Regions from separate parts of the Homo sapiens genome. Here region 2 is linked to region 1. Evidence: chromatin loops called from intact Hi-C (ENCODE). Cell type or tissue: heart left ventricle. All regions are shown on one strand. Each heading gives the region's core, and the rest is flanking DNA. Links, peaks and the distances in the headings are about the cores only. Region 1 overlaps TEAD4 (TEA domain transcription factor 4). Region 2 holds the start of LINC02371 (long intergenic non-protein coding RNA 2371).

What was found. Peaks named below come from ENCODE experiments on the same cell type or tissue, not always from the same donor. Only the 100,000 strongest peaks of a DNase experiment are listed, where the experiment ranks them.
Region 2: it touches region 1 in a loop (4-fold over the local background); 7 of 110 quality-filtered maps call a loop at or near these places.

The regions. Positions count from the first base shown.
Region 1 is chr12:3,023,392-3,039,351 of GRCh38, forward strand. It overlaps TEAD4 (TEA domain transcription factor 4), which reads left to right. Exons shown (of 13, transcript NM_003213.4): 11 at 14,577-14,717. Among named protein-coding and RNA genes, the nearest start is that of TSPAN9, 46 kb to the right of the region's middle. RefSeq lists an enhancer at 8,774-9,335. In heart left ventricle, for the core only: CTCF peaks have their summits at 10,957 (motif pointing left) and 13,080; DNase peaks (open chromatin) are centred at 9,550 and 10,940; H3K27ac peaks cover 1,208 bases.
Region 2 is chr12:2,731,231-2,747,190 of GRCh38, forward strand. LINC02371 (long intergenic non-protein coding RNA 2371) reads left to right here and starts at 8,845. Exons shown (of 5, transcript NR_186579.1): 1 at 8,845-8,971; 2 at 10,844-10,950; 3 at 11,275-11,378; 4 at 12,234-12,317; 5 at 14,806-15,432. It overlaps ITFG2-AS1 (ITFG2 antisense RNA 1), which reads right to left. Exons shown (of 4, transcript NR_146317.1): 4 at 11,396-11,559. It also overlaps the pseudogene LOC100422463. In heart left ventricle, for the core only: a CTCF peak has its summit at 8,779 (motif pointing right); no DNase peak of the experiment used is centred there; H3K27me3 peaks cover 301 bases.

The sequences.
Region 1 (15,960 bases), core at 7,470-15,469:
GAATGAAAAATAAGTAGTATTTTATTTTACTTGGTCTTCTTTTTAAATCAATGCATGTTCATGGTTAAAATGTTAATTAATACCAGGAGCCTTATTTAACGAAAGAGAATGAAGGGCCAGTTGCGGTGGCTCATGCCTGTAATCCCAGCACTTTGGGAGGCTGAGGCGGGCAGATCACAAGGCCAGGAGTTCAAGAACAGCTTGACTAACATGGTGAAACCCTATCTCTACTTAAAAAAAAAAAAAAAAATTAGACAGGCGTGGTGGCACACGCCTGTAATCCCAGCTACTCAAGAGGCTGAGGCAGGAGTAATCGCTTGAACGTGGGAGGCGGAGGTTGCAGTGAGCAGAGATGGCGGCCACTGCATTCCAGCCTGGGCAACAGAGCGAGACTGTCTCAAAAAAAAAAAAAAAAGTGAAAAGCATCATATTCTTGTCCTACTCCTCCCCACACCCAAATCCCAATCCCCAAAGGTAGTCACTGCAAATTTCAGCTGTTTATTTTGGGCTTTATCTCTTTAGTTCTAAGTAATATGCTTATATTGCTGTATCTCGATGTCAGGATTAAGACATTATATTTTCATTTCATTATGGTAGAAAAAATTAGCTGTGTTACATCACTTTTCCCCCTCATCATCCCAATGTAATAATATCCAATAAGTTATTTAATTTAGTAAAAGTCATAAAATGTTCACTTTTTTTTTTTGAGTCTCGCTCTGCCACCCAGGCTAGAGGTGCAGTGGCGTGATCTTGGCTCACTGCAAGCTCCGCCTCCCGGGTTCACGCCATTCTCCTGCCTCAGCCTCCCGAGTAGCTGGGACTACAGGCACCCGCCACCACGCCTGGCTAATTTTTTGTATTTTTTTAGTAGAGACGGGGTTTCACCGTGTTAGCCAGGATGGTCTCGATCTCCTGACCTCGTGATCTGCCCGCCTCAGCCTCCCAAAGTAATGTTCACATTTTTTGACAATGTAGATTGAACACCAAAGAGCCAAGAACGGGCTGGGTGTGGTGGTTCATCCCTGTGATCCCAGCACTTTGGGAGCCCAACGTGGGCAGATTACTTGAGTTCAAGACCAGCCTGGGCAACATGATGAAACCCCATCTATACAAAAAGTAGCTGGGTGTGGTGGTGTGTGCCTGTGGTCTCAGCTACTCAGGAGGCTGAAGTAGGAGGATTGCTTGAGCCTGGGAGGCAGAGGTTGCAGTGAGCCAAAATCGCACCATTGCATTCCAGCCGGGTGACAGAGCAAGACCCTGCCTCAAAACAAAAAAACAAAAAACAAAACAAAAGTACAAAGAGTCAAGAAGGGTATTATGATTACATTTTTACCTCTTGTACAACTTTTTTTTCCTGCAAATAAATGGCTCTTGCATATTTTTTAATAAGCCTATTCTTAAAATTTTACAAATTGCTCCATCAGAACCACCATATAAAATTAAAATTTTTTTCCCCCAAATATTCAAAACTGTTAGATAATTTATCAATTTCTCCTTTCTTCTGGAGATCTTTCTCCTGGCTGCCTCTGTTCTGCTCCAGTTTGAACGTGTTATTCTTTTTTTTTTTTTTTGAGACAGAGTCTTACTCTGTCGCCCAGGCTAGAGTGTAGTGGCGCGATCTCGGCTCACTACAACCTGTACCTCCCTGGTTCAAGCAATTCCCCTGCCTCAGCCTCCCGAGTAGCTGGGATTACAGGCACCCACCATCATGGCTGGCTAATTTTTGTCTTTTTGTAGAGACAAGGTTTCACCGTGTTGGCCAGCCTGGTCTTGAACTCCTGACCTCAGGCGATCTGCCCACCTCAGCCTCCCAGTGCTGGGATTACAGGTGTGAGCCACTGCGCCCGGCCTGAGCATGTTATTCTCTAGGCTTGCCCTACAGTTGTCATCCTGAGCCTCCCCTATATTGATACAATTTCCTAGCTCTTGCATTTCTCTCTTTATTGGTATAACCCCTTCATTTTGTGGGAACACATCCTCTAGTACCTTCTAAGAAAAGATGCATGGTACATAAATGACCTTGCTTCTTTGAAATGTCATTATTTTTATTATATCCTTATACTTGACTGATTGGTATTGGTAGTCTGGATAAAGAATCTAGATCATACATCATTTTCCCTAGAAAATGATGACTTTTTTTTTTTTGAGACAGGGTCTTGTTTCGAGATGGAGTTTCGCTCTGTTGCCTAGGCTGGAGTGCAGTGGCGCAATCTTGGCTTATTGCAACCTCCACCTCCCAGGTTCAAGCAATTCTCATGCCTCACCCTTGCAGGTAGCTGGGATTACAGTCGTGTGCCACCAGGCCTGGCTAATTTTTGTATTTTTAAGAGAGATGGGATTTTTCAGTGTTGGCCAGGCTGGTCTTGAACTCCTGGTCTCAAGTGATCCTCCTGCCTCGGCCTTCCAAATTGCTGGGATTACAGGTATGAGCTATCGTGCCTGGCCTAGAAATGATTTTCGAGGATCATTCTTTAGTGCATTTGTCATTATCTTCTGACATAAATAGTCTGATAGCATTCTAATTCCCTATCCTTTATTATGTAACTTTTTTTTTTCCTCTGGAAGTTGTAATGTTTCTTCTTTCTCCCTAATGGCCAGTTTCACATTGGTGAGCTTTGGGATATGTGTTGTTTTACTTCCCCGTCTTGAGCCAGGTACTTGGTAGGCACTTTTAACTGTGAGATGAGTCTTTCAGTTTTAGGAAATGTACTCGTATTATTTCTTTGATAATTTATTTCCCTCTGTTTTCTGTTTTCTTTTCCAGGAATCTCTGTTATGATGTTGGAACCCTCTATGATGTTTACCATTTCTTTATTTTCTTGGACTTATCCTCTACGATTTTTACCATTTATTTTCAATCTTGGTCTGTTTTCTTAGCGATTTCCTTAATTTTGTATTCTGACTCTTTTCTGAATTAGTTAAGGTTGTGTCCAAGTGCATATCACACAAACCCCAAAGAAACAGTGGCATAAATAGTTTTTCTTTCACATCAAGGAAGTCTGGAGGTAAAGACTGTCCAGTGCTGGCCCAGTGCTCCTGACATCATGAGGGACCTGGCTTCTCTCTATCTGCTGTCCTCAGTGTATGACTTCTGTACTCAGGGTCATGACTGCTGGAGTTCCAGCCACTGTAGCCATCTTCCAACCATCAAAAGAAGCCAGTTTAGCTCCCTGTAAGGGGCCTGCTGGGAAGCCCCATAATTAGTTGTGTGGCTGCATCTTGCCGTAAGGAACCCGGGAAAGGTACTTTTTTAGTTGGGTAAGTTGCTGTTCTGAATAAAATCAGAGCTGTAATACTGTAGAAGAAGCTGCATACATCCTTTTATGGATGTATCTTAGTTCAGTTGATGACATTTTGTTTTTTCTGGGTAGTTTATAAAGTGTGCATCCTACAGTTAAGGGTGAATTAGATGAGTGGAATACAGCAGCATCTCTGCCACACCTTCTGTTGAATATTTAATTTCGGCTCTGACATTTTAATTTTCCAGAGCTCCTTCTTGTTCTGTGATTGCATCAAGATGTTTGATGGATGTAGTTTTTCTCCTCTTTTTCTTAAAGGTATGAAGTAAGTGTTACTTCTTAAGTTTTCTCCTGCTCCTAACCCTCCCCCAACCCACGCCCAGACTAAGTTTTGCTGTGTTGCCCAGGTTGGAGTGCAGTGGTGTGATCTCGGCTCACTGCAACCTCCGCCTCCCTATTCAAGCAATTCTCCTGCCTCAGCCTCCCAAGTAGCTGGGATTACAGGTGCCCGCTACCACGCTTGGCTAATTTTTGTATTTTTAGTAGAGAGAGGGGTTTCGCTATGTTGGCCAGGCTGGTCTCGAACTCCTGACCTCAAGTGATAGATTTACAGGCGTGAGCCACCACACCCAGCCTCCTGCTCCTTTCTTTGTCTTTGTTTCTTTTTAATTCCGTTTTTCTGTTTGTTTTGGTCCTTGTCTTTCCAGCTGGAGGGTTTTCTTTGGTGTCTTTAGTTCTTAGCTGCCTGTCTGTATTTTTTTAACAGCTTTCTTGCAATGTAATTAACTTACCTTACAGTTCACCTACTTAAAACATACAGGCCACGCACAGTGGCTCACATCTTAATCCCAGCAGTTTGGGAGGCCGAAGCAGACAGATTGCTTGAGCTCAGGAGTTTGAGACCAGCCTGGGCACATGACAAAAACCTGTCTCCACAAAAATAATACAAAAATTAGTCAGGCGTGATGGCATGTGCCAGTAACCCCTACACTTTGGGAGGACGAGGCGGGTGGATTGCTTGAGTCCATGAGTTGGGGACCAGCTTGGCCAACATGGCAAAACCCCATCTCTCCTAAAAATACCAAAATTAGCCAGGCATGGTGGTGCGTGCCTGTAATCCAAGCTACTCAGGTGGCTGAGATGGGAAGATCGCTTGAGCCTGGGAGGCAGAGGTTGTAGTAAGCTGAGATCACACCACTGCACTGCAGCCTGGGTGACAGAGCAAGATCCCATCTCAAAAAATAAAGTATACAATTCCGAGTTTTTAAGTATATTCACAAAGTTGTGCAACCATCACCACAATCAATTTTAGAACATTTTCATCATCCCGAAAATAAGCCCTGTTCCCTTTAGCTGTCACTCCCCACTCCTACCCCCCAGCCCTGTGCAATAATCTACTTTCTGTCTTTGAAGCTTTGCCTATTCTGGACATTTTGTATAAAAGGGTTTGTGGAGGATGTGGTCTTTTGTGACTGGCTTCTTGAACTTGGCATAGTGTTTTCAAGGTTCAACCATGTTGTAGCACGTACGTTCCTTTTTATGGCCAAATGTACGGAGAGTCCACATTGTTTATCCATTCATCAGTTCATGGGCATTTGGGTTGTCTCCTCTTGGCTGTTAGGAGTAGTGCTACTGTGAACATTACGTACCAGTGTTTGTGTGGACGTTCATTTTCATTTCCATATGCTTATGTCTGGAATTACTGGGTCATATGGCAACTCTCTTTCACTTTCTGAGGCACTCCCAAGAGTCTTCCGAAGTGGCTGCACCGTTTTCTGTTCCCACCTGCAGGGTATGAGGGTATGAGGATCCTATTTTCTCCACATCCTCACCAACACTTGATATTCTCTGATTGTAGCCATCCTAGCAAATGTGAAGTGGTATCTCATTGTGGTTTTTATCTGCATTTCCCTGATGACTGATGATGGTAAGCATCTTTTCATGTGCTTACTGGCCATTCGTATATCTTCTTTGTAGAAATGCCAATTCAGAAATTTAGGTCCATTGCCCTTTTTTTTTTGAGACAGTCTTTCTCTGTCACCTAGGCTGGAGTACAGCGGCGTAATTTTGGCTCACTGCAACCTCTGCCTCCCAGGTTCAACTGATTCTCGTACCTCAGCCTTCTGAGTAGCTGGAATTACAGGCACGCACCACCATGCCCAGCTCATTTTTGTATTTTTGGTAAAGGCGGGGTTTTACCATGTTGTCCAGGCTGGTCTTGAACTCCTGAGCTCAAGCGATTCGCCTGCCTCAACCTCCCAAAGTGCTGGGATTACACGTGTGAGCCGCTGTCCCCAACCCCATTGCCCATTTTTATAATAAATTGGGTTATTTTTTATTATTGAATTATGAGTTCTTAGTTCTGGATGAAAGTTCCTTATCAGTTATATGATTTGTAATTATTATTTCCCATTCTGTTGAATGTCTTTTCACATTCTTTTTTCTTTTTTTCTTCAGAGACAGGGTCTTGCTGTGTCTTCCAGGCTGGAGTGCACTGGCATGATTATTGCTCACTGCAACCTTGAACTTGGGCTCAAGTGATCCTCCCGCCTCAACTTCTTGAGTAGCTGGGACTAGAGGCATGCACTACTACGCCTGGCCAATTTTTTTTTTTTTTTTTTTTTTGAGATGAAGTCTCACTCTGTCACCCAGGCCGGAGTGCAGTGGCATGATCTCGGCTCACTGCAAGCTCCGCCTCCCGGGTTCACGCCATTCTTGTGCCTCAGCCTCCCAGGTAGCTGGGACTTCAGGCGCCCGCCACCACGCCCAGCTAATTTTTTTGTATTTTTAGTAGAGACGGGGTTTCACTGTGTTAGCCAGGATGGTCTCGATCTCCTGACCTCGTGATCCACCAGCCTCGGCCTCCCAAAGTGCTGGGATTACAGGCGTGAGCCACCGCGCCCGGCCCAAGTTTTTATTTTTATTTAAATTTTTTATAGAGGGTGTCACTATGTTGCCCAGGCTGGTCTTGAACTCCTGGCCTCAAGTGATCCTCCTGCCTCAGCCTTCCAAAGTGCTGGGATTACAGGTGTGAGCCACTGTGCCTGGCCCCTTTTCACATTCCTAGTAGTGTCCTTTGATGCACAAACGTTTCTAGTGTTGATGATGTCCAGTTTATCAAGTTTTCCTTTTGTTATTTGTTCTGGTTATATTTAGTAGTGACTGGGAGCTCTTCGTGCAAGGTAGGACTTGTCACCTGGTGGGTTTCGCTTTAGGGTGATTGGGCTTGGGGAGCTAGCTGTTTTATTGGGGAAATCAATAAATATGTGTGTTTACTGGACTTTTTTTTCCCCCTGAGGTGATTTAGTTTCTCCAGAGACGATTCATCTAATTTCCCTGGAAGGGACATACTTGGTCACAAGTGTTCTGGTAGTGGGATAAAGGGTCGGGGGTAGGGGCCCTGACCATTTCTGATGCTGGCTTTCACTTAACTCTCCTGTTCTTACTCCCCCTCTTCCCTCTCTTTTGAATAAGCCCTGTGTCCCTGAGACCTGTTGCCCTCCTGTTTAATTTCTGAAGATGGTCACCCTTTGGTCCTCTTTAAAAAGTTTTTTTGTTTGTTGGTGTGTTTTTTAATTTTTAATTTCATAGAGACAGGGTCTTGCTATGTTGCCCAGACTGGTTTTAAACTCCTGGGCTTAAGCCATTCTCCTGCCTCAGCCTCCCAAAGTAATGGGATTACGGGCAGGAGCCACCATACCCGGCTGACCCTTTGATCTTCTACCGATGCATGGGAGGGGTGGGCCTGGGGGCTGGACTGTCCAGTGTACAGACTTTTTGTCAGTTCCTGGGGACAAATCCTGTTCCCTCCAGCTCCGAGCCACGCAGCTCAGCTTCTTATCTGTCACCCCTGAAGATATTGGTAGGTTGTGACTCTTTTTGCTTTCTCTACCCCGTGGAATCCAGTGTGGTCCTAATCAGCTTTGAGTCTCCAAAGCTTGCCCAGCTCTCTTGTCAGCTGGTCTCTTTGTTTTCTTTATCTTTGTGGTGCTGCATATTGTTTAAAGTTACTTGCTGTTGTCCTTCTAGCTGGGTCTCTGGAAGGGGAAAAAATAAACTGGGGTAGTCAGTCTCCCACCTTTAGCCAGGTGTCCAGGATGATGGGGTGACCTGTGTGCCACTTCGAAGGGGTCGGCAGTCGCTGTTTGGAGTGCTGGGCTGAGAAGGCTCTAGCAGGGAGGAGTGCTGGGTGGACGGTCATGGCCACGTGCGTAGCCAGGGAAATATTTGTTAGCCCTTCTCCTTAAGCGATGAGGAGTCATTTAAGGTTTTCGAACAGGGCAGGACGTGGCCAGGGTTGTGCTTAGTTGGTTAACTCTGGCACCCAGACTGGAAGCAGGTGTGAGACTCCTGCAGTGGAGACCAGGCAAGACGCATGTGCCTCCTGAGGACCTCGGCCGAGAGGCTGGCTTCAGGGTGTGGCGTGGGAGGCAGGATGCTGTCCACTTTTTCTCAGGAGGGGCTTAAATCATCTCCCAGTCTCCCGTCCAGCCCCGGTTGTGGGAATTGGAACCTGTACAGCTGGCAGTGGCGCTTCCCAACCCTGCTGTGAGTCTGAGGGGGCCCCCAGCCCCCTGGAGAAGCCTTCACCCTTGCTTGAGCACTCACCGCCCCCGGCCTGTCCAGGCTCAGCCCTGACTCAGCGGAAGGAGCTTAGGCGAGCTGATCTGTGGCTCTTTCCCGGCATGGCTCAGGACCCTGGGGATACAGTTGGGGTCAGAGCGGAGACCCAGTTGGCAGTGGCAGGAAGCACTCATGGGAACACTGCCTTGGAGCGGGAGGTGGCATGTCCGGGACCCTCTTGCACTAGCTCCTGCCTTTAGCTATTGGTGATATTCTGTGTTCTTCTAGCCACCCTCCAGATAAGGACCATCCTAGGTCTCTTGTTTCACAAGTAGGGGAAACTGAGGCATGGAGTAAGCAGGGCCTGGCCCTGAGTCCCCCAGCCAGGGTGACCTCTGTCCTGTGGGCACTCCTGTTGGATACATGCTGTGAGATAGATGGGCCCAGATAGACTGAGAGAGATGACAGCTGCACTCTTCTCACCACGTTACATACAGTCACACGTCTCATCCTCACCACAGCCAAGACTGGATAACCTCATCTGCAGAGGGGAAACTGAGGTACAGACAGGTAGAATCACCTGCCAAAGGTTGCCCAGTTCATAGTACCAGACCCATACCAGACCACGGGTCCATACCTGAGCAGCCTGACCCCAGGGTGTGTGCTTGGAGCCACCATACTAAACAGTCCTCCTTGCGAAGTCACTGGCTGCCCTCCATGCAGCATCCTGGAGCTTCTCCTGCTCCCACTGGAGAAGGCTCTGAATTGTCTAAAACAGATCCCCAGCCCCCTGAGGAACAGCAGGCAGTGGCAGCGTGGGGAGAGCAGACTTAGCTCTGTGCAGTCAATGTAGAGCCAGCCCCTTGGGCTTCTTGGGCGTTCTCGACCTCAGATATCCCTTCCAGAAAATAGGGCAGTGGCCCTGCGTGGAGACTAAGGTTGCCAGGAAGGAAGGAGGACCTAGAAGGTACTTTTCCAAACTTGGTAGTGGCCTGTGTCCTCTCTTTCTTTCTGACTCTTAGGGGAGTTTGGAGGTGGGGGTTGATGGGAGAAGAGAGGGTTGGGACAGCTGGTGCCAAAGACATGGGATTCAGCAGGTTCCCTTGTGGACCGTGTGCTCCAGCCGTGTGCTGTACGGACCCAGCGCGGCCCTCGGCTTCCAGGAGCTCGCACTCTGGATGGGAGGATCCAGCGCGAGTCTCGGGGTCCTGGGACAGGAGCCGCTGGACAGGGGGCTGTGGTGTGCCCCCCAGCAAGGCCCTTCTGATGTGTCATGGCAGGGCACGGTGGGCAGCAGTTGGCCCCAGCTGGGGCAGAGTCTCAGTTCTACCACTTGAGAACTGTGTCCTGGGCAAATATTGGCTTCTCTGTGCCTCTGCTTCTTTGTGTGAATAGTCAGCAGTTTGATCTTGGGGACCTGCCAGGGGCTGTGTCGCTGAAGACCCCGTGTATGTGGCCGGCTGGTACTGAGTGGGGGGCTGTGGCCTGCCCTTGCCCCACCCCTTGCCTGAGCCCTCTGAGTGCCAGCGGCCTGGGCAGGTGAAATCAGAGATGAGGGAGCGCCGGAGGCCAGGGCACCTTGGCGGTCATCTGCTCCCTCCTCCGCATGTGTGGGGCGGGCAGAGGCACCAGAGGAAGACACATATGTGACGGGGAAAGGTACATATTCGTGTTTGCTGACAATGAGACTTTGCGTCAATCGTGGGTCCTCACAGGCTGCCCCGGCTCCCCCCGCATCGGGAAGCTCCTGTCTTCTGCTCCCTGGCCTGGTCCCGCCTTCCCCCTCCATCAGCTGGTGTGAACTTGGCCACACACAGTTAGGAAGGAAAACTGCTCAGGCAAGGAAACGGTGTCGCCTCTCCCGGAGCCTTTCTTTTCCTGCCTGGCTGTTTTCTCAGTCCTGGCTCCCAGGCCCTGAATGTGTGTGCTGGAGAGGCAATCAGAACCCCCTTGGAGTGGGAGGAGGACTTGTCCGTCTCCAGTCCAGCCTCCCTGCCTGTCCCCTGAGTTACTGCTCTTACTGAGGGCGCTGTGGTGGTCATTCATAGACTCTCGGACTGCTGGGACACATTTCCAGCTAGAAGTGGCATCTGCCAGCCTGAAGGGCTGAGGCTGCTAGGGCTGTGCACAGCCTCAGCCCTATCTGCTGAGCGCCACGGGGCCTGGAGCGAGGGACTGATGCGATGAAGCTCCCTTCCTCCCCCAGAGCCCCGCAAGTCCAGCAGAGGCCACCTGTCTCTGGGGCCGGTGAGAGGGGGCCTTTGGTGGCCATTAACGCCGCTCTGCACATTGGAAATGCCAGGCAGAGCCGGGCTGCACCGTGGAGGCAGCAGAGTACCCCAGGCCTTCCTCCCATCTCAGCCTGCTCTTCCCTTTCAGTCCCTGACATTTCTCCCAGGCACATACCAGCACATGACAATGAATCTGAGCCCCTCCAGGCCCCCACACCCGGGCTGCGGCTGTCTCTGCTCATCTGTCAGTCACCCGATCCCCCACACCTGTTCCAGGCACAGCTGCCCACCCGCACGCACAGCTATGAATAGGGCGGAGGGAGGGTTGCAAGGGGGCACTCACAGGGCAGGGGACCGGGGCAGCTCTCATTTTTTCTTAGGCCAAGAAGCGTAGCTTGTTTTGGGTGGTTGCTCAGTGTGGGGGGATATGAGGGTGGACAGGAAATGTCAGGAAGGAGTATAGCTGCAGGAGAAGGGGTGAGGCTGTAATTAGAAGGATCCAGGCACTGAGGACGAGTCGAGGTGCTCTGGGGCGGTTCGTCCGTGTCGCCGGCTGGTGTGTTCCGGGTTTATGCAGTGTGAACATGAGTTCTGGGGCTGATTGTGGGATCTCTCTTTCTCCCCCTGACCCATTGCTCAACCCTAGCACTTGCATTCTATTTGTTCTCCCGATTATAAATTCCCTGAGAGCAGAAACAATGTCTCAACCTCTCTGGGCCCCCCTGCCTCTAGCACTGCTGGCCTGGGCTGGACAAATGGGCACCTGAGCGATGGGAAGAGCCAGGGAGTGGGAGCTGATGACAGAAGAGTGTATCTGAGATGGGGGTGGAGCTGGGGCGCAGAACTCTCAGGGTGAGCAGGACAGGGTAGGTTCCTGCTTGCGCCTGAGGGACCTTGCTCTTCCCACTGGTGCCACCCGGAGGTGAGAGGGTGAACAGCCGCCTGCAACCTTGATTGAAGGCCCACCCTACTAAGGCCCTGGGAGAGCTTAGTTCTTGCCTCCAGGGAGCATCGTATCTGGAAGGGGGCAAGGACATCTGGACAGATTATGACAAGCAGGGTAATAGAGGGGGATCTGCCAATTGCTCCTGGGGGCTGGGGGCAGCCGCTGCCTCTGTGTGTCTGGAAGAGCTGGGAGGTGTGGATGCCAGTCCTTCCCAGCTTGGCACACTGGATTCTTCTAAGATGGCACGTGAATATGCATTTTTTTAAATAGTTAAGTAGTTGCCCAGGCTCAGTGGCTCATTCTTGTAATCCCCCCACTTTGGGAAGCTGAGGCAGGAGGATCACTTGAGCCCAGGAGTTCGAGACCAGCCTGGGCAACATGGCGAAGCCCTATCCCTGTGTTTTAAAATAACTTTATTTGAAAATATGGAAAATAGTTATAGGCCAGACGCGGTGGCTCACGCCTATAATCCCAACACTTTGGGAGGCCGAGGCAGGTGGATCACTTGAGGCCAGGAGTTCGTGACCAGCCTGGCCGATATGGTGAAACCCCACCTCTACTAAAAAAAAAAAATACAAAAACTAGCCGAGCGTGGTGGTGGGCACCTGTAATCTCAGCTACTCAGGAGGCTGAGGCAGAAGAATCACTTGAACCCGGCAGGCGAAGGTTGCAGTGAGCTGAGATTGCACCACCACACTCCAGCCCAGGCGACAGAGCGAGATTCCGTCTCAAAAAATAAAATTAAAAAAATAGTTATATAGTTATTTTCATATATATTAGAAAGAATAGAATCCTTGATTTCATGGATTTATTGCTTAGAATGGAATTAAGGAATAAAAGTGAGTTGATTTCAAAGAATCAGGATGTGTCGTAGATGGCACATGAATGTGGCATTGATCAGAGGGACCATGCGCGGTTAAAATCTGAGGGTCACCACCATTGATGCCTGGCCTCACCTCTTGGTGTTCCCCACCATGTCCAGTGCATCCTTCCCAGGCAGCTGGGCTTCCTGCCAGCGGCATTTCAGGCATTGTTCACATTTTTGCCCTGTGCTTCCAGCTACAGAATATGTCCTGAGCACACAAACTGTCCCCCAGGCCCTTTTTAGGAACAGTCTGACAAAGTCAGTCTCCTAGGAGGAGCAGGTGACTTCGAGAAAATAGGAGACAGGCCAGGTGCAGTGGTTCACACCTGCAATCCCAACACTTTGGGAGGCCAAGGTGAGAGGATCACTTGAGGTCAAGAGTTTGAGACCAGCCTAGGAAACAGCGAGACCCTGCCTCTACAAAAAATTTAAAAATTAGCCAGGTGTGGTGGCACATGCCTATAATCCTGGCTACTCAGGAGGCTGAGGTGGGAAGACTGCTTGAATCCAGGAGTTCGAGGCTGCAGTGAGCCGTGATCATACCACTGTACTCCAGCCTGAGTGACAGAACAAGATTCTGTCTTTAACAAAAAAAAAAAAAAAGAAGAAGAAGAAGAAAACAGGAGCCCGAAAGCCTGGGTTCTGGTCCCATTCACCTTATATTTGCCTGTAAGACCTTCGGCCAGTCACAGCCACAGTTAAATCTAGTCCGGCAGAGGCCTCAGCCACCTCTGCCATGCCATCCTGGGCACCCTGCCTACAATGTGTCATCCCCTCCCTCCCAGCATCACAGATGGAGACAGAGTGGGGAGACTGAGGCCAGCTCAGGGGTGGTAGTGGAGGGTGTTTAGGATAAATGCTGCTGTCTGTTTCAGAGGCTGAGCATTGACACGAATGCTTTTTTTCCCTAAAGGCCTCATCAAAGCCGAGGCAGGTGCACTGAACCATATGCCATTCTGTTTCAGCATGAAAACAGCCTTTTTTTCCTCATCATAAACGTAATCCACCCTCATTCTGCTCCGTAGCCTGCTTTCCCACTCAGTGTGTTTGTAGTCATCCATGATAATAAATGCAGGTCCTTCTCAGCGTTTTTTTGTGGCTACATAATGTTTCTATTGTGCTATAGACAATCAACACCCACCGCCAGTCTAGAGAAAGGTCCTGCTCTGGGAAAACTTCTCCAAAGGAGAGAAAAATAACGATTGAGTGTCCCCTCATGGCCAGTAGTAGAATTGCTTGGTGCCTGGCTCTGAATCTGACCAAAACCTTCCTGGGGTTCTAGGGATCCCCTTATCTTTGCACAGAAGAGTCCTTGGTGTCAGAACCTTGACCAAGGCCTGACGCTTTACTGCATTCGTAGGGCTGCGCTCTGGGCACAGCTTGCAGTGATTTCAGACCGGGGTGTGGGTGGGAGGAGCGGCCTCCCCTGAGAATAAGCCTTTGTAATGTGCCTGTGCGTTGTTTCTGAGTCTTGACTTGTTCTCTTAGCACCCCTGGCTCAGATGGGGTGATTTGATGTGGGGCTGGAGTTCTGGGCATGGGGACCCCTAAGGCGTAGGGCTTCAGGAATACAATTCCTGCCTCAGAGTCCCCAAAGCACCAAATTGTCTCATCTGGTGCCTTCCTTTCTTCGCTGTGGCACTCTGCTGGTTTGGGACAAGTATTGGGGTTGGAGGCTGAAGACCTGGGGTCTTTCACTTACTAGTTGGATGGTGTTGGGCAAGGCTAACAGTCAGGACCCCTCATGGATAAAACCGAGGCCGTGGTTTTGGGTGTGAGATCAGCACAGAGTCTTACTCCGCCTTTTCTAGAAGGGAAGTTTCAGATCAGCCCCACATCCAGCAGGAGGCCCCCTGGGCTCTGTTTTCATCAGGGGAAGGAAGAGCAGCCTGTCTGAGGCAAGGTGAGAAGCTGACCTAGAGGACCAGTGTCTGGGCCTGTGAAGGGCCTTGTGAGCCAGGCCGGGGACCAAGACTCCTGTCCCTTGTGGCTAAATGGCTCAATGAGACGGTGAAGTGACTTGACTTCTGAAGAGATTCCCGGGGCAGTTAAGAGAATGAACCAAAGGGAGGGACAGCTGGTGCTGGGGAGATTGCTCTGGAGGCTGAAGCAGAGATGTCAAAAGATCCAAGGTGACGGGACCCAGCAGTGCCTAGAGGGGGAAGAGGCCAGCCCCAGAGCCGTTTCTGAGGGAGCATCGATCAGGTCTCTGGCGAGACAAGAGGATGAGACAGGAGCAGCATTCACCCCTTCCACCCTCCCCACTGCCGGTCTCTTGCCCTGGTTTTCTGTTCTCATGCTTCCTGCACTATCAAAATTGACTCTGGAATAATTCTGATAGACGCATTCAAACTAAAATAGAGCTGACTGGTAGAGATTCAAACCTTTGCAGTTTAACAAGAACAAAGTCTTAGACTATGAAACTTGAAATCTTAAAGATGGAATCTGGGGCTCCCACCTGCTGGGTGTGTTAATATCTGGGCAGGCAGCAGTGGCCTGAAACTGTGTGGGTCCCAGTGTCCTCTTTTCCCATGATTTAGGCAACACGACCTGATTTTGTACCAGGCAGAGATGTAGAGGAATGTGGAAGCTTTCTGGCGTCCTACTGTCTACCCTCAGTCTGATTTCTTCCCAGCCCTAGAGCCGGGACCGGGACCCTGAGGTCTCCTTGATGCTCCCGTCTGACATGGCACCTGCTGACACTCCCTCGCCTTCCCACTGTCTCCCTCCAGGCAGACCTCAACACCAACATCGAGGATGAAGGCAGCTCCTTCTATGGGGTCTCCAGCCAGTATGAGAGCCCCGAGAACATGATCATCACCTGCTCCACGAAGGTCTGCTCTTTCGGCAAGCAGGTGGTGGAGAAAGTTGAGGTAGGAGGCCACCCTGGCGGGTGAGGGCCGGTGGCAGTGGTCTGTGTTTGCTGGGCATGGCTTCCATTTGCTTTCAGGAGGAATGCCCTCCGTTAGGGAGCCAGGATAATCCCTTGTTGCCTTCCCTGTCTGCTGTCAGTGCTGTGTGCCTCCCACACTCCCCTTGGCACCAGTGTCCTGCCCAGCTAACCAGAGCCATTGCTGCCCTTTCAGGATCTTCCAAGCACGTCCTTGCAGGCACCCCCGGTCCTCTCCAAGAGCAGAGCCGCAGCACAGGCAGAGCCCTGGGCATCTACCTAGTCCAGCCCTCTGGCTTCACAGTGGAGGCCCAGAGAGAGCGGAGGCCTCCCACCAATCGCCCGCACATGGTCACACAGCTCATTAGTGCAGAAGCAGGGCTAAGATCTCTGTCCCCTGCTCACTTTGAACTCCATGAATGCCTAAAACTGTTCCTTCCCTGATTTTCTGCTTATGGGTACCCTGGAGACCCTGCTCTAATGGAAGTTACAGAAAATTCAGGCCTGCCTTTTATGGTTTCTCCCACTCTGCTAAACCCCCGGCCAAGGGCAGTGCAGGGCAGTGGTGAGGAGCATAAGCGCAGGTGAATCCCCACCCAGGCACCCTGCTTTCCGGTGCGTGTCTGGGGGGTTGTGATAAAATCCTCTGTATTTTGGCCCTAAACAAGGGCCAAGTTATCTTCACTGTCCGTGACACGGTCTCCTGCAGCACCCTGTGTTCTGGGCCCGCTGCGTAGTGGCAGTGACAAGGAGCTGGGACTGAAGGCCTCCAACCCAAAGCACCTGTGGACTCTGAGAGTCCGGGGCCCTGTGCCGCCCACACACTTGTTAAACCTCCTCACCGTGCAGGCCAGTCTTCGTCCCTCTCCTCACCCCTTCCCCAGATTGGTCTGAATTAATGAAGTCCTACTCTCACAGTCTGTCAGTTATTGATAGCCTTCCTCATGCCAAATGCAGCCAGATGCCCGGCCAGCACCAGGGAGGAGACATTACTCCACACAGTGCTTCTCCGCCTGGCTGCACCTTGCAGTCTCCTGGGAGCTTTGGAAACACACCAGTGCCTGAAACCCATTCATCACCCCTCAGTCTCTAGGGTAGAGTCCAGGCATTAGTGGTTTTTAAAAAGTTCCTCAAATTATTTATTTCTAATTAAACTTGTAAAACTTTTGAGATAATGGTGGATCCACTTGGGCTCATAATCCCATGTGCGCTTTACCCAGCTCTTG
Region 2 (15,960 bases), core at 5,110-13,109, 290 kb before region 1:
AGCTGAATAATATTCCACAATAAGTATATATCACATTCTATTTATCCATCCATCAATCACTGAACATTTGGGTTGTTTCTACCTTTTGGCTATTGTAAATAAAACCTTCTATGGACATAAGTGTACAAATATCTGTCGAAGTCCTTGCTTTTGCTTATTTTGGGTAAATAACCAGAGAGGGAATTGCTGGATAATATAGTAAACCTGTGTTTCATCTTTTGAGGAATCATCACACCATTTTTTTTTTTTAAGGCAGAGTCTCGCTCTGCTGCCAGGCTGGAGCGCAGTGGTGAGATCTCACTCACTGCAACCTCCGCCTCCCAGGTTCAAGCAATTCTCCTGCCTCAGCCTCCCAAGTAGCTGGGATTACAGTCGCGCGCCACCACCCCCAGCTACTTTTTGTATTTTTAGTAGAGACAGGGTTTCGCCATGTTGGCCAGGCTGGTCTTGAACTCCTGACCTCAGGTGATCTGCCCACCTTGGCCTCCCAAAGTGCTGGAATTACAGGCATGAGCCACTGCGCCCGGCCGCACCACACCATTTTCTACAGCAGCTGCACCATTTTACATTCCTCCCAGCAATGCACAAGGGTTCAAATTTCTCCACATCCTTGCCAACATGTTATTTGCTGGTTGTGTTTTCTTCAATAGCGCTTTTGGTTTTCATTGAATAATGATCTCAGCTAGTGCTGAAGAGTCTCTTTAAAAGCTACCTAAGACTCGGCATATTTTAAATTTACTCCCAAGGATCAGATCACATTCAAGCCGATCACAGGCGGAATCAAGGGGGCAGCCTCCAGAATGGGCTGGCTCTTGTTCCCTCTCCTCCTTAGGTCTCCTACTCAAAGGACAACCTCTCCCCTCCCACCAACTGCTCCACCCTGCAGAATCTTCCAAGCGGCCCCATGAGCTGAGCCTCCTGCCTGTCTCTAAGTCTCCACGAATCACCACGCTCAGAAAAGCAGGTGCAGGAGAGCCTGAAGGCCTAATCTCCAAGAGTTTAGAAGGCAGGTGTTTATGGGATCAGGGGCCTGCTCTGAAGACTGGGCGAAGGCCCTGGGGATGCTCTTGTTGGGACCTGTTTTTTTCTTCCATCTGCCCCTAGATTCAGATGTGCGGCAGTCTGACCTGGAATAGACCATCAGCAGGTCCCACAAGGGTATCAGCACTTTTTCCATTTCTTTCAAACCTCCAACTCCCCTCTCCCACACTCTCATCTCCTCTCATACTTTAAACTGAAAAAACAGAAACTGCCGGCCAGGAAGCGCCTGTTTTCTACCCTTCCAAACCCACAAACCTCCTTTTTCTTCCCCCTTGTCACAAGGCGGAAATACTGCAACTCATCTCTTTGAAGGCCCGTCCAGGGGGTGTTCCAGTTCTCAGCCCCAGACCTCCTCAGAGACCCTGCACCATTCGTCAGCCCCCTCCCTCTAAATTCTCAATTTCTACCTCTACAGTCTTCCCATCTGCAGCCAAAGAGTGTCTCCCATCTCACCACCCATCCCCACCACAACATACCCTCTCTCTCTGTCCTCTTCACAGCCAAGCCCCTTGGCAGAGCGGACACCAGCCTCCATGCTGCCTTCAGCTCCTCACCTCAGATTCACCCTCAACTGCTCCCACCTGGTGAGGTCTGACCGCCCTCTTCTTCAGGCAGGTGATGTGCTGCTGTAATTAAGCAATGTGAATGACTAATTCACTGTTGTGCTTTGTTTTTATCTTGCCTGGAATAGCAGAGCTACATGGGTAGTTAGACTAATTCTATTACACTGGGTTCATGGTACATTTCTTTTCCTTTCCCCATAGTTTTAATGGTTACTTTATAGTTTGATACCACAGATCATAGTATAAGCGACCATAAAGTCTTTGGAGCTAAAAGTTCTAGAAAGACAAGGAGAGACACACCTGGTTCAGTTTGTATTTAACTCAAAAAGCAATTTCAAGGCAATGATGATATAAATTATAGCCCAAAGTGTGAAAAAACAATATGTAGCCATTTAATTCTAAATCCCCAGTGATGGGCATAGAGAAGCTCTCAATAAATGTTTGTCAAGTGTGTAAATGAATGATATAAAGTCAAAAGGGAAAACCACAGATGTTACATGCTTGACAAACAGCATGGCCAACTGTGCGTGCCTACCGACACACACCAGACACCTGCACAGAGAGACGAAACAGGTGAAGCATGGGATGAGGAGCTGCAGGCTGATATCCTTTTGTTGTTGTTGTTGTTTTTTGTTTCTTGTTTAATAGCATCACAGGGAATACAAGGTGGAGGGGGCGTGCCAGAGTGCTCTGCAATACAGTTCTACGCTCTGTGTGTTCCATTTGGTAGAAAACATGGTTTTGGTTCTCTATTCCCATACCCCTTGATGGCAGGAGAGATAAGGTCTCCTTGCAAAACTCCTACCAGGCGGGAGCTGCGGGTATGGTCATCTTTGGAAACAGTCTGCCACTGGGGACTTTAAGGACGTTTCCTTCCTGAAGTTGCAGGAAATCCTATCAAGGCACTTCTGTGATGGTGGATTATTCCTAATGATTCATGGGCCAGCAGGTGGGGCTGCATCTGGCTGGCCTACTCTGTCCCACATAGCGTCAGCCTGGGTGTTCTTGAATGAAGTCCCAGTGGCCAGCAGCTGGGCTAAGCTGAGGATCACTCACACGATGCCTGCCTGGTCCATACACGTCCCCCCACCCCGACCCCTTGCCTGATTGCTCTGGCTGGGACTTTCAGTACTATGTTAAATAGGAGTGGTGAGAGTGGACACTTCCTAACTCAATCTCTTATCTTGAGTTTCTTCGTTGTGTGGCAACTGGTGTCCCCAGAGACAGGATTTCTGTCATGGCACGGCCTCAGAAGCCACTCAACCTCACTTCTGCAGTCTCAGACTCAGGGGAAGGGGAAGGGAAAGGGATGCTGACAGACGCTCCCCCTTGATAGGAGGAGAGATAAGATCTTCTTGCAAAAATCCTGCCAGATGGGAGCTGCAGGTATGGTCATCTTTGGAAACAGTCTGCTGCTGGGCCTTTAAGGACGTTTCCTTTCTGGACCTGCAGCAAAGCCTATTTCAAGGCACTCTTGCTTAGCAGGCAGCCTGGTGAGTAGACTCTAAGAACAGTTTCATGAAGCCCTGGGTGTTCTTTTTAAATATCTCAGTTGACATGAACACAAAAATGAGCAGCTGGGTCTGGAGCAGGTGGAAGAGTAACCTGAGGCCATCTAGTGGCATTAAGACCAGCCATGGTGGGGACCTTTATGCGACCTGCCCACCATGGGCTCTGGAATCTTGACCACAGCCCCTAGCAGGGGACCCTGATCCATTTCTGTCTCTCTACAGTATTACCTGGGGGTTTTAGTTTTGTCACTTGGAATTGCATAAACAGTGTTTTAGTACAGTTATTTTTATTGGGGTAAAATATACGTAACACAGAATTTACCATCTTACCCATTTTGGGCAACATGACACAGTGGCATTAAGCATGTTCACATTGTTGGGCAACTGTCACCACTCGGGAGGCTGAGGCAGGAAAATTGCTTGAACCTGGGAGGCGGAGGTTGCAGTGAGCTGAGATCACGCCACTGCACTCCAGCCTGGGCAACAGAGCAAGACTCTGTCTCAAAAAAGGAGAAGAAGAAGGAGAAGGAGAAGTGAATTCATACAATATTTGTTCCTTTGTGTCTGGCTTATTTCACTTCACGTGATGCCCTCAAGGTTCATCCATGTCATAGCATGTGTCAGAATTCCATCCCCTTTCAAGGGTAGATAATATTCCATTGTATGAGTAGACCACACTTTTATATATTCATTCATCAGGGAATGCTTGAGTGGTCTCTACCTTTGGGCTATTGCGAATAAGCCTTCTGTGAACATAGGAGCAGAAATATTAAAAATGATTCATAAAGGAAAATTTATTCAGCCAGTACTTGAGCATCTGTTCTGGACCAGACGCTGTGCCAGGGACCACGATAAACAAAACTGTAGGCACAGCCAACCGTCTCCTGGAGCTCAGAGCCTAAAGCGGACAGAGAATCAGTGCGGTGAGGTAACCGTCAGGACAGGAGGAACAGGTGCCCCGTGGACACATGAAGCCTGACCCAACTCCAAGAAAAGGCCCCAGAGGGTGGTGTGACTTGGAATCTGGGATCTGAAAAGTCAGACCGGGGCAAGGATGTGGGAGCAAACAGGAGTGGGCAGAGAAAGAGGCAGAGACCCAGGAGCATCTGAGTCTGAGGGTGAAACTTGTAGGTGAGTGGCAAGCACCCAGGCCAAGGGACATGGGGGTTAGAGTGGGTGGTGTCGGCCTTGTGAGCCTGTTAACAAGCTTGGGTTTATCTTAAAATCATAGAAGTCACTGAAACATTTCAAATAAGGAAGTGACAGGATCTAGTCTACATTGTACATGATCAGCCTGTCTGTGGTGTGAGTGGATTTGAGTGGATAAAGGCAAAAGTTCAGGCAGGAAGCTATTGTTCACAGCCAAGCCATCAAGGACAGAGGCCTGAGCTCATTGACTAGCAGGGAAGGAGACAAGGCACAGTTGGTGGGGGGTGACTGAATCCAGGAAGTGAGAGAGAAGTTGGCACTAAGGAAAGAAAGCCACAGGTAGTTATTAAACAGTGGATTCAAGCATAAATCCAGGTGCGGTGAAATATTGATGCTGTCGAGTGGGATCTGGTGCTCATGTTCAGTTCTCTTCCAAGGACCTGGGGATATCTTGGTCTTTGGTCAGATTTTTCTTCATCAGCCTCATTCCCTGCAACCTGTTAGGCCTCCTGGATGACGCATATCCAAAGAGTTACCATTTTCGGAGCATAATCTATGTCCTGTGAGCCTCAAAACAGTCTATAATGAATCGATTTGTGTCCCCCTAAAATTAACATATGGAAACCCTGACCCTTAATATGACTACTTGAAGATAGGGGCTATAGGGAGGTATAAAGGTTAAATGAGGTTGTAAGCATGAGACCTTAATCTGACAGGACTAGTGTCCTTACAGGAAAAGGAACAGATGTTACAGATGTCTTTCTCTGCGTGTACATAGAGAAGAGGCCACGTGAGGACACAGCAAGAAGGCAGCCATCCACAAGCCAGGAAGAGACCCCTCCCCAGAAAACAACCCTGACAGCATCTGAATCTCAGACTTCCAGCCTCCAGAACTGGGAGAAAATGCATTTCTGTTATTTAAGCTACCCAGTCTGTGATATTCAGTATGACAGCCCAAGCAAGCTATGCACAGTCTTTAAGAGGTAGGCATTATCATCCCCGTTTATAGATGAGGAAACAGGCTCAGAGAGATTGACTTGACTAAGATCCACAGGTGGTAAGCTGCTCATCCGCTGCCCTGCAGTGGAGTCTTCCTTATAGCAAGCCTTTTGTTTTTGCAGAGAACTTTGTAGGCATATCTTTGAAGAACCACCCATTTGACAACTCTATTTCTAAAGCTCCAGCAGTGGCTCTGCATTACAGCCTGCTGTGCAGATCCACACAACGATGGAACTACAGGGCCTGCTCTGCAAGATCACCCCAGAGATGGCTTCCCAGTCTTGGAGATGCAGAGATTTGCTGTACTTCTCTGTCCTCCTGCAATAGTGACAGATGTTTTCAGTCAGCTATACACTTTTCAGCTGGAAAAGCGTGACTTTGTGGCTATATAGGATTCCCCATGAGTCCCCTGCACCTCTCTTCTGTAACCGCGATGCTACAAAGTGTGCAGAGGAGCCCTGCGGCAGGGTTTCCAGTCACCTTCCTGTAAGCACCCTGCACTCCCAACCGTCTGGCTACAAGTCCAGTGGGACATGAGCCTTACTGAAGCAAGCTTTGACGTTTTAGTTTGAACCAGATGAAATTATGATTTTTAGAGGTAAAAATGATCAAATATCAGCAATTTCATATGAATCAATGTAATCAATGCAGCTGGCCCTCACTCCTGCCCCCTCCCTCTCATTCAATCCTCTCAGGCTGCCCTCAGATCACCCCAGATCCCTGGCTTCCTCCTCCCACCCTCCCTGGCGGAGTCCCCGTGATGGACAGAGATGGACACCTGCGAGAGAAGTCCACAAAGGAAGAGAGAGGAAATGGTCAGAGAGGTAGGAGGACAGTGTCAGGGCCCAGAACCCATTACCCCAACATATGGCCCCTTGGCCTCCTGAGTATTTTCTATGGAAGCAGATGGAGAAAACGGCAGGAGCAAGAAGGTCACTCTCTGACCCACACTTCTCCTTTCTCCCCTGAGCATGGTCAGAAAGGAATTCTCCGACTTGCCTTGCTTGAAAGTAGGTCAGGAGACTCTCATTCCAGAGAGGTCCTGGCTCGGTCCCCATACCCCTTCTCCCCTCTGGCCTCATGAAGCTTCTGCTTAAGGAGGGCTCCATGTCCGTCTTTAGCATCTCAGGGTGAATTAAGTCCCTGCCCTCTAAGGGCATTTTCATGTGAAGCTTTGTTCTCTGTGACATAAGAGGAGAGGGATGTTTAGAGGAGTTGGGGGAGGAGACTCCAGGGGATTTTCTTGTCCCCACAGATACATCTCTCCACATAGCAAAATACATGCAAAGCACCCGGCACAGTGCCCAGCACACAGTCAGTGCTCATGAAGTGTCGGTTCCCTCTGCCCACTGCAGTGGGTACAAACAACACACAGGGTGCCAAGCTTCAGCTTGGTGAAGAGAAACATAGCCCGCGTTCCAGCTCCCGGGCCTTGTCCTCTGCGTCACAGCTCAAGGCTAAAGCAGCTGAGGCCCTGGCATTTCTTGTGGTGAGGATGGACCAGCAAGTCTGTTCCCCGTGGCCCCAGAAGTGCTGCTGCCTGCCTGCTGCTGCTCTGTGTCTCCAGCTCCTCCCTCCGTGCCTCACCAAAGCCCACTCCACCTCCCTCCCCTCCCAATCCTCCTGGAGCTCCCACCTCTCATCTTTCCTTCCACTGTGGGGCAGGTGGCGATCTGTAGGCCGACCCGAGAAAGAACTGCCCCTACCCTGCCTGAGAGGCTCAAAGCCAGGGGCACTGATCCAGCTTTCAGCTCTGAGAGGATGGACCAGGATATTTCCCTGATGCCCTCAGGGGTCTGAGGGTAAAGTGGGTCAGAAGCAAGACAGAGGGAGGCACTGAGCTGAGCACAGATGGGAAAAGGAAGATCTTGTGGCCCAGAGCTAAAGAAGACACAACCCTGTGAGCAGAAGACCCTATCCCAGCAGGGAAAGGCACGTCCTGGTGTGGGAGAGTTGCAAACCCCTCTAGGTAGCTTCCTGCCTGTGCCTTTACTCTAGGGAGCTGGTGTCAGAATCAAGGGCACCATCAAAATAAGATGCCAGGGACATCTCAGCTGTGTCAAACAAATGCCCAAAGACCCTGCTATTGCAGCTGGGGGTGGGACAGCAGCCTCCTCACAGGCCCACCCTGCCCTTTATGGCACAGCCCAGGACCCACTGTCAAAGCTGTCTCTTCCCAGTCTCAAAGCACTGTCTCGTCTGTCGCCTCATTTGTGACTCACTATAGGCCTCTGGGTCAGGCAGGACAAATGTCACTTCAATTTCATATAAAGGGAAACTAAGGCAAGGGGTGCACTAAGTGACTTGGACCAAGGGATAAGTGAATTGAGGTCAGGACTCAGATCTCCTTGGCTCCACACCAGACAACCTGCCACATGGAGGCCTCACCCTAATCTTAACACTTCCATGGATCCATGGCTTCATCAGCCACCACAGGAGTACAAGGCCACAGTAATTGCATGCATGTCCGCATGTGTGTGCAGATGTGCACGTGTGTATGCATGTGTGCAGATGTGTATGTGAGTGTGCATGTGTGCATGTATGTATGAGTGTGTGCAGATGTCCACGTGTGTGCGTGTGTGCAGATATGTACGTGTGTGTGCATGTGTGTATGTGTGCAGATGTGCATGTATGTGTGTGTGCATGTGTGCAGGTGTGTGCGCACATGTGTACTGTGTGTGCATGTGTGTAGATGTCCACGTGTGTGCATGTGTGCAGGTGTGCACGTGTGTACAGATGTGCACGTGTGTATGCGTGTTTGCACATGTGTGCATGTGTGCATGTGTGTATGCGTGTGTGCAGGTGTGTACCTGTTCGCATGTGTGTAGCTGTGCACGTGTGTGCATGTGTGCAGATGTGTACGTGTGTGCACATGTGTGCAGATGTGCACGTGTGTGTGCATGTCACATGTGTGCATGTTTAATGCATTGCTTACTGAGGAAAGAGGAAAAGTGTTGGCAGTTCCTGATGTTTTTCTCCGTCTTGGATATTGTAGGTGTCACTTCCAGGAAAGCCAGACAGCCATGGCATGTCAGGAGGGGGGTTGGGTCCCAGGACAAAACCTATGAAGTGAAGATGAACCCACAACATAGGAGTCCTGCAGTGAGCCCAGCCTGCTCTCCACAGAGATGTGAGCTGCCCTCTCCCAGCCAAGCCCTGGTGTGGGAACAGATGTGAGGAGGCAGGGGCAGGTCCCTGAGATCCCTCCTCTGGGCATAATTTGCTGGAGAGGAGATCACAGAGAAAACATCTGCACAGCCTCTGTTATCTCCTTAGGGGAGCGGGAGCCCCCATCACACACACACACACACACGCGCGCACGCACACACACGCACACACGATGCTTTTTAGTTTGGGCTTTCCTGACCAGAAAAATTCCTAAACATTGTTTCTTAAACGTTTTAGGCTGTAACCAACAGTCATAAAAATGTTTTCTGGTGAGATTCAGTGTACACATACATCTATTGACAATTACACAAGTGTTTCAAGACACTGCTTATAATAAAGCTGCCCAGAAGAGGGCACTGGTGGCAAAGCCAGGCCTGAGATTTTTGTCCTTGCTGGAATTTTTGGAGGATTTTAGCTGCGGATCTAGATCCATTAGAAGGTGGTGACATCCATTTGGTCGGTTATGACTAACCCTTAGAAGAATAGCATAGCGCAGCACAGCACAACAGAAACTATCAGAATGCATCAAATGTCACAAAGGTAAGCACTGTGTTGGGAAACACTTGTTTCATTGCCAATAGATGTGTGTATCTGGGGGTCACCTTGTGAAACGTCTTATGACTGTGGGTGGCATTTACAGCAGTTTGAGACACAGTGTTTAGAAGCTTTCCTGAAAAGATGTCAGAGTGAGGAAGGACTAGCCTTGCAGACTTTTGAAGACAGGAAAGGTGTGGCTGGAGGTGGTGGGAGGGGACACCAGGTGCCCCACCCTGAGGAGTGTGGGGAGAGCGGCAGCCAGGCCAGCACAGCATGCGGCTTCCTGGGGTCCAGTGCTTTCTCCTCAGGAACTGGATGGGAAGAGTAGCAGAAGCACCTCTTTTTCCCCAGCATAGAAAGAAGAATCGAGTGAGTAAGGAAAAGCATGGAAAGAGTCCCAACCAGCGGCGCTTGACAAATCACTCAACTGCCCTGTGCCTTCATGTCCCCATCAGCAAAATGGGGCGGTGGGGGTGACAGACCTTCTACTTTTCTGACTAAGTGAAACACAGTCAATATAAAAAAGGGAAATACCCAAAGCTCCTTATGAGATAACAGTCTCTAAATTGATTTTTAGGGAATACAAATTAATACCTGACCACCTTCCCTAGAAATCAGGAAAAGCATATAATTTAACCTATGTTGGTTTTCTAGAGTGCTTGGTGCACCGAGGCACCTGCTAAATCATGCCTTAAGGAGATCCCACAAACTAGTAAACTAAGAGGGTCTCAGGAGAGGAAGATAACACAGAGAGTTTCTCATTAATTGCCCTAGAGTGGCGGAACCCCGAAGGGTACAGGCATTCAGAGAAGGTTGAGGGCAGGGTGACCTTAGTAGGTACCATGCACAGGGTCAAATACTAGCTGGATCTGCAAGAGCCGGGGTGATTTGCATAAGAAGAAAATATAATAGGGAGGCCTTAGCTAGCTGAGAGTAAGAGCAAGTCTTGAAGGTATAAATACTGCGGTCTGCACTCTACCAGCCTTCCTGCACATCTATAAATCATCCAAGTCTCTGTGCTGTGCCATGAGCAGGCATGGAGTCACCCTCAGAGGTGTAGGGTGGCACCAGGGACCAGCAAGTCAGTGGTCTCATCTGGGAATGAGGTTGGAATGCAGCTGTGCTTCTTGAACTGCAGGCTGACCCAGCAGAGATTGTGAATCAAAATTTTAATAAAAATAGAACAGACTAAAGTGGACTGGGACTCACCAGGGTGCAATGCATGCACTGAGGGTAAGCAAAGGGCATGAGGCTTCATTCCATCAGGTGTGTCTGTGCGTGATGAGAAGCTGTCAAATCTACTTCTCATCGAGTTTCCATCAAAGGCCTGGAAGCCATAGACTAGATGCCCCATGAGGTCCCTCACAGCCCTGCTGTTCACCTACTGAGTGACCGTAGAGTGGTTGTAGGCAGCTGCTTATGTGCTCTTGCTGATGAGGGGGTGGCAGGGCGGGAGAAATCGGGGGACGGGCATAAGTTTGGGTGAAAGTTGAGGGTCACTGGGGAAAACAGCATCAGCTCATGCAAACACGGGAGCCAAGGCCATTCCCCAAAAGAACTTCATGGGCCTAGGATTCTTTCCGCTTTCTCAACACCTTTGACCCCAGAGTGCCTTCACTGCCCCAAGTCAGAACTGCAGGCTTATGAGACAGGCTGCGGGTGAGGAGCTGGCCATTCCCACTGAGCAGGCCTGGAAGATGCCAGGGGCAGGCCAGAACTTCTTGGGTAGGCAACTTCCCCAAACCTGCATGTAAGCACAAAGTGGGCGTCCCTTCACTAAGGATCAGAGCAAAGTGCTTTCTGGGGGTGCAGCTGCCCCTATGGGTGGCCACTTCTCAGCCTCCAGGAACAAGCCCCATGAGCTCTCTGTTCCAGGCTCTCCTACCAGGATGACAAAAATCGGCAACTGATGCTCCCAGAGGAGGACAAGAGGGACATCCGGCAATCTCCAAAGAGGGGTTTCCTCCGCTCTGCCTCACTAGGTAAATGCACCGCTCGCTTTCTGGATGTGGTCGGTGGTTACTCCCTAGAGAACACTGGTCAGGGATGATTGGGAAATCGTTGTGGCCTGCCTCAAATCAGCCCCACACAGTGGGGGCATTTCCAAAGCAAGGAGACAACATTCCAAAGGCAGGGTGTGCAGGGATGAGCCCTGGACACCAGAATACGTCTCAGACGAGGGGAGGGGAAAGGAGGAGTGTCTCGGGCCATAGTTACTGCTCCTGGCACCCCACCAGAGTGTGAATTGTCACAGGCCAGCGTCCTGTTTTCCTGCCCTGATCCTGGCTCTCTGGCTGGCTTTGCAGGTCAAAGAGCCTCCTTCCACCTGGAATGTCTGAAGTGACAGAAGGACCGAGGGGGAGACATCTCTCAGAAGACAGTCCTGCCCTTGCATCTGGTTCATCATCAGGTAGCTCACACTTTTGGACAGGCCACTGTCACCTGCCAGCAGGCCAGACAGTCCCCAGGGTGATGGACAAATCCTGAAGACATCAGTGGGTCTTCCCTGTCTCGATGGCTGGCACGTCCAGGAGTCCAGGAGAAACAGGTCTTTCCATGCCCAAGTTGGTACCTTTTTGGGTGAGAACACTCTGAAAATGAAGACTCTGTAAGTTATTTTGAGCCACACAAGATCAGAGATAGCCATGTCCAAGCATATTTGTGTCTGTCCACAATTGCAGGCTTTTATTCATTTATTTCCATAATAAAAGTCGTGAGCTACATGAAGGGTCCAAGGAGACAATTCTCCATAGAGCCTATTTCTACAAAGGAATTACTCATAGCAAGAGTGCTATGTACAGAAGTCATCCAAAGGGACGTGTAAAGTAACCAACCTTTGGATGGTTACTTTACACCATCCTTTACAATAGGCCTGACAATACACACCCACCACTCCTAAAGGCAAAGAAATAGAACAAATGTTTAGGAGAAGGATAGAGTGGAACCCTGGTCGTCGGGGTTTTTAACCTCATCAAACCATCATAGAAAAGGTGGCAAAGGAGGATGACGGCATCTCTGTCCCTAGAGGCCTAGAATAATTAAAATATATTTAGAAACAATTCAGCAAAGAGGCCACAAAAGGGGCCTGCTGATTCCCAGAAGACCTCTTTAAATCCCAAGGGAGGAAACTACTTGCTGATGGAGCCTGGGCCAATTTTGTTTTTTAAACAAGATCTGCCTCTGAGGCAAATGTCAGCACAGAGAGGACTGGGAGAATGGAGGCAAGAAAAGGGCATAGTTTGACTCCCTCTGTGTCTCTTCCCAGTTCATGGAGGGACGTGTTCAGCTCACTCACCTACAGTGACCAGTGTGGTGGAGCCGCTGACATCTCAAAGATCTATTTGGGAAGGTGAGAAGAGTACTCGTTCCATCTGGGGGTGTTGTCCCAGCCACCTCAGCCTAGCTGGTGGGATGTGGGGGTGTCTGCCGCCCTGTCCCCCCTCTGCTGATGTCCCTCCCCTCAGGCTGTCCAGGTGCCACCTGACACAGGCTGCTGTGCAAAGGCAGGCGGGGAAGCCCAAACCTCACTCCCAGGGAGGCCTCAGCCGCCAGAGTCCAGGTTCTCCAGAGGCTACGATTTGAAGAGGTTGAGGGGGAAGATAGGAGGGAAAGAAGAGTCCTACAACTGTCAGGAATGGGGCACCTTTCCCTGTAACTAAGCAAAGCTCCCTCTTCCCACTGCCCTCCCCAGCCCCAGCTCCCTGTCCTCCCCAACACCTAGTGAGAAAGACGGTGCGTGGAAGGGAGTCCCATGGGCAGATGCTTACACGGCCTCTTTGCGAAGCTTCTTCTGGGTTTAACTTCATTCATCAATTTATTTTTATGTCAAAGCAATGAAACGTTTCTTTCTGGAGCCAGATACCAATATAACAGGTGAACGGGTTTCTGCCACATCTCTACATTGACGGGGGATGCTTGAACCACCTCCCCAGGACACACACCGTTAAGGCCCAAGGGCTGGGGTTGAGCTCTAGATAAGGGAATTGCCTACACCTGGAAGGGTGGACACTGCGTAGACAAACATGGAGGGAGAACCAGAGTGACTTCCTTGTGTAAAAAATTGACTTTCTTGGGGGAGACGAAAACCCAGAAATAATACAAGGTCAACACATGCAATACTAAATTCAATACTTACATGCTAGCAATAAATAACTGGAAATTTTAAATGTTGCAAAAATTACATTTATAATACTTCTGAAAAATGAAATTCTTAGGTATACAAGATTGTCTACTCTGAAAACTTAAAAAGTGCTATAAACAAAATCAAAGAAGGTCTAAATAAATGAAGAGATATTCACGGATGGGAAGATTCAACATAGTAAAAATTTCAATTCTCCCCAGATTGATCTGTAACTTAAATACAAATCCATCAAAATCCTAGCATAGGATATTTTGTCTATATAGACAAACTGATTTTTAAATTTATATGCAAAAGTGAAGGTAAAAAGATGAATTTAGTTTCATTTAGATGAAAATACTGTGCTACAGTATTTTAAGTCCTACTTTAATGCAAGAGTAATCACAATCATGTGGTTTATTGAAGGAATGGACACAGAGACCAATGGAACAGAATACAGAGTACAGAAATGAATCTACACAAATATGGCCAAGTGATTTCTGACAAAGGTGCAAAAGTAACTCAATAGAGAAAGGGCATTTTTTCCACAAATGCTATGGGAATAATGGAATTTTCATGTGCAAAATTTGAACCTCAACCTGAAATTCCTCCTAATATCAAAATTAGTTCCAAAGGGTCACAGATTTAAATGTAACATGCAAGACTATAAAACTTTTAGAAGAAAACATAGGAGAAATATTCAACATCTAGTTCTTAGACATGACACCAAAATAACAATTCATATGTGGAAAAACTTATAACATGGACTTCATCAAAATGTGGGACTCTTGATCTGTGAAGGATCCTATTAAGAGGATGAAAAGACATGCTACAGACTGAGTGAAAACATCTGCAAGCCATATAGCAGACAAAAGACTTATATCCAGAATCCATGAAGAACTCTCAAAACTCAACACATTTTAAAAAAAAACAATCTCGGCCGGGCGCGGTGGCTCATGCCTGTAATCCCAGCACTTTGGGAGGCCAAGGTGGGAGGAACATGAGGTCAGGAGATCTAGACCATCCTGGCTAACATGGTGAAACCCCGTCTCTACTAAAAATACAAAAAATTAGCCAGATGTGGTGGCACACGCCTGTAGTCCCAGCTACTCAGGAAGCTGAGGCAGGAGAATCACTTGAACCCGGGAGGCAGACGTTGCAGTGAGCCAAGATCACAGCACTGCACTCCAGCCTGGGTGACAGAGCGAGACTCCGTCTCAAAAAAAAAAAAAAAAACAATCCCATGAGAAAATGGGCAAAAGACATGAATAGACATTTCACCAAAGAAAGGATGTGAACAGCACATGCACACATATAAATATGATCAGCACCATTAGCCCCTTAGGGGAATGGAAATTCAAGCCACATGAGCTATTGCTATGCCTGTTAGAATGGATAACATCAAAAAAAAAAAAATTAAAACACCAAATGCTAGCAAGAATGCTAAGAAACTGGACAGCTCATGCACCATTTGTGTGACTAGACCTTCCCTTTCTTCCCTTCCCTTCCCTTCCCTTCCCACAGCCACTGTGGAAAATATTTTGGCAGTTTCTTATAAAACCAAACATACACTTGCCATGTGACTCAGCAATTGTACTCTTTGGCATTTACCCCAAAGAAGGAAAATTTCTTTCTCCCTATTTAAGGAAAAGACCACTTAGCGTCTTTGAAGAATGTTCTTTTTCTTTTCTTTCTTTCTTTTTTTTTTTTTTTTTAACAGATCTCACTCTGACGCCCAGGCTGGAGTGCTGTGGTGTGATCTCACTCACTACAACCTCTGCCTCCAGGGTTTGAGTAATTCTCCCATCTCAACCTCCCGAGTAGCTGGGACTACAGGCATGCTCCACCATGCCTGGCTAATTTTTTTATTATTTTTTTTATTATACTTTAAGTTCTGGAATACATGTGCAGAACGTGCAGGTTTGTTACAAAGGTATACACATGCCATGGTGGTTTGCTGCACCCATTAACCTGTCATCTACATTAGGTATTTCTCATAATGGTATCCCTTCTTTAGCTCCCCCACCCCCAGACTGGCCCGGTGTGTGATGTTCCTCTCCCCGTGTCCATGTGTTCTCATTGTTCAACTCCCGCTTGTGAGTGAGAACATGCGGTGTTTGGTTTTTTGTTCCTGTGTTAGTTTGCTGAAAATGATGGCTTCCAGCTTCATCCATGTCCCTGCAAAGGACATTAACTCATCCTTTTTTATGGCTACATAGTATTTTAAAGTGTACATGTGCCACATTGTCTTTATCCAGTCTATCATACATGGGCATTTGGGTTGGTTCCAAGTCTTTGCTATTGTGAATAGTGCTGCAATAAACATACGTGTGCATGTGTCTTTAAAGTAGAATGATTTATAATCCTTTGGGTATATACTCAGTAACGGGATTACTGGGTCAAATGGTATTTCTGGTTCTAGATCCTTGAGGAATCGCCACACTGTTTTCCACAACGGTTGAACGAATTTACACTCCCACCAACAGTGTAAAAGTGTTCCTATTTCTCCACATCCTCTCCAGCATCTGTTGTTTCCTGACTTTTTAATGATCACCACTCTAACTGGAGTGAGATGGTATCTCATTGTGGTTTTGATTTCCATTTATCTAATGGCCCGTGATGATGAGCTTTTTTTCATATGTTTGTTGGCCACATAAATGTCTTCTTTTGAGAACTGTCTATTCATATTCTTCACCCACTTTTTGATGGGGTTGTTTTTTTCTTGTAAATTTGTTTAAGTTCTTTGTAGATTCTGGATATTAGCCCTTTGTCAGATGGATAGATAGCAAAAATTTTCTCCCATTCTGTAGGTTTCTTGTTCACTCTGATGATAGTTTCTTTTGCTGTGCAGAAGCTCTTTAGTTTAATTAGATCC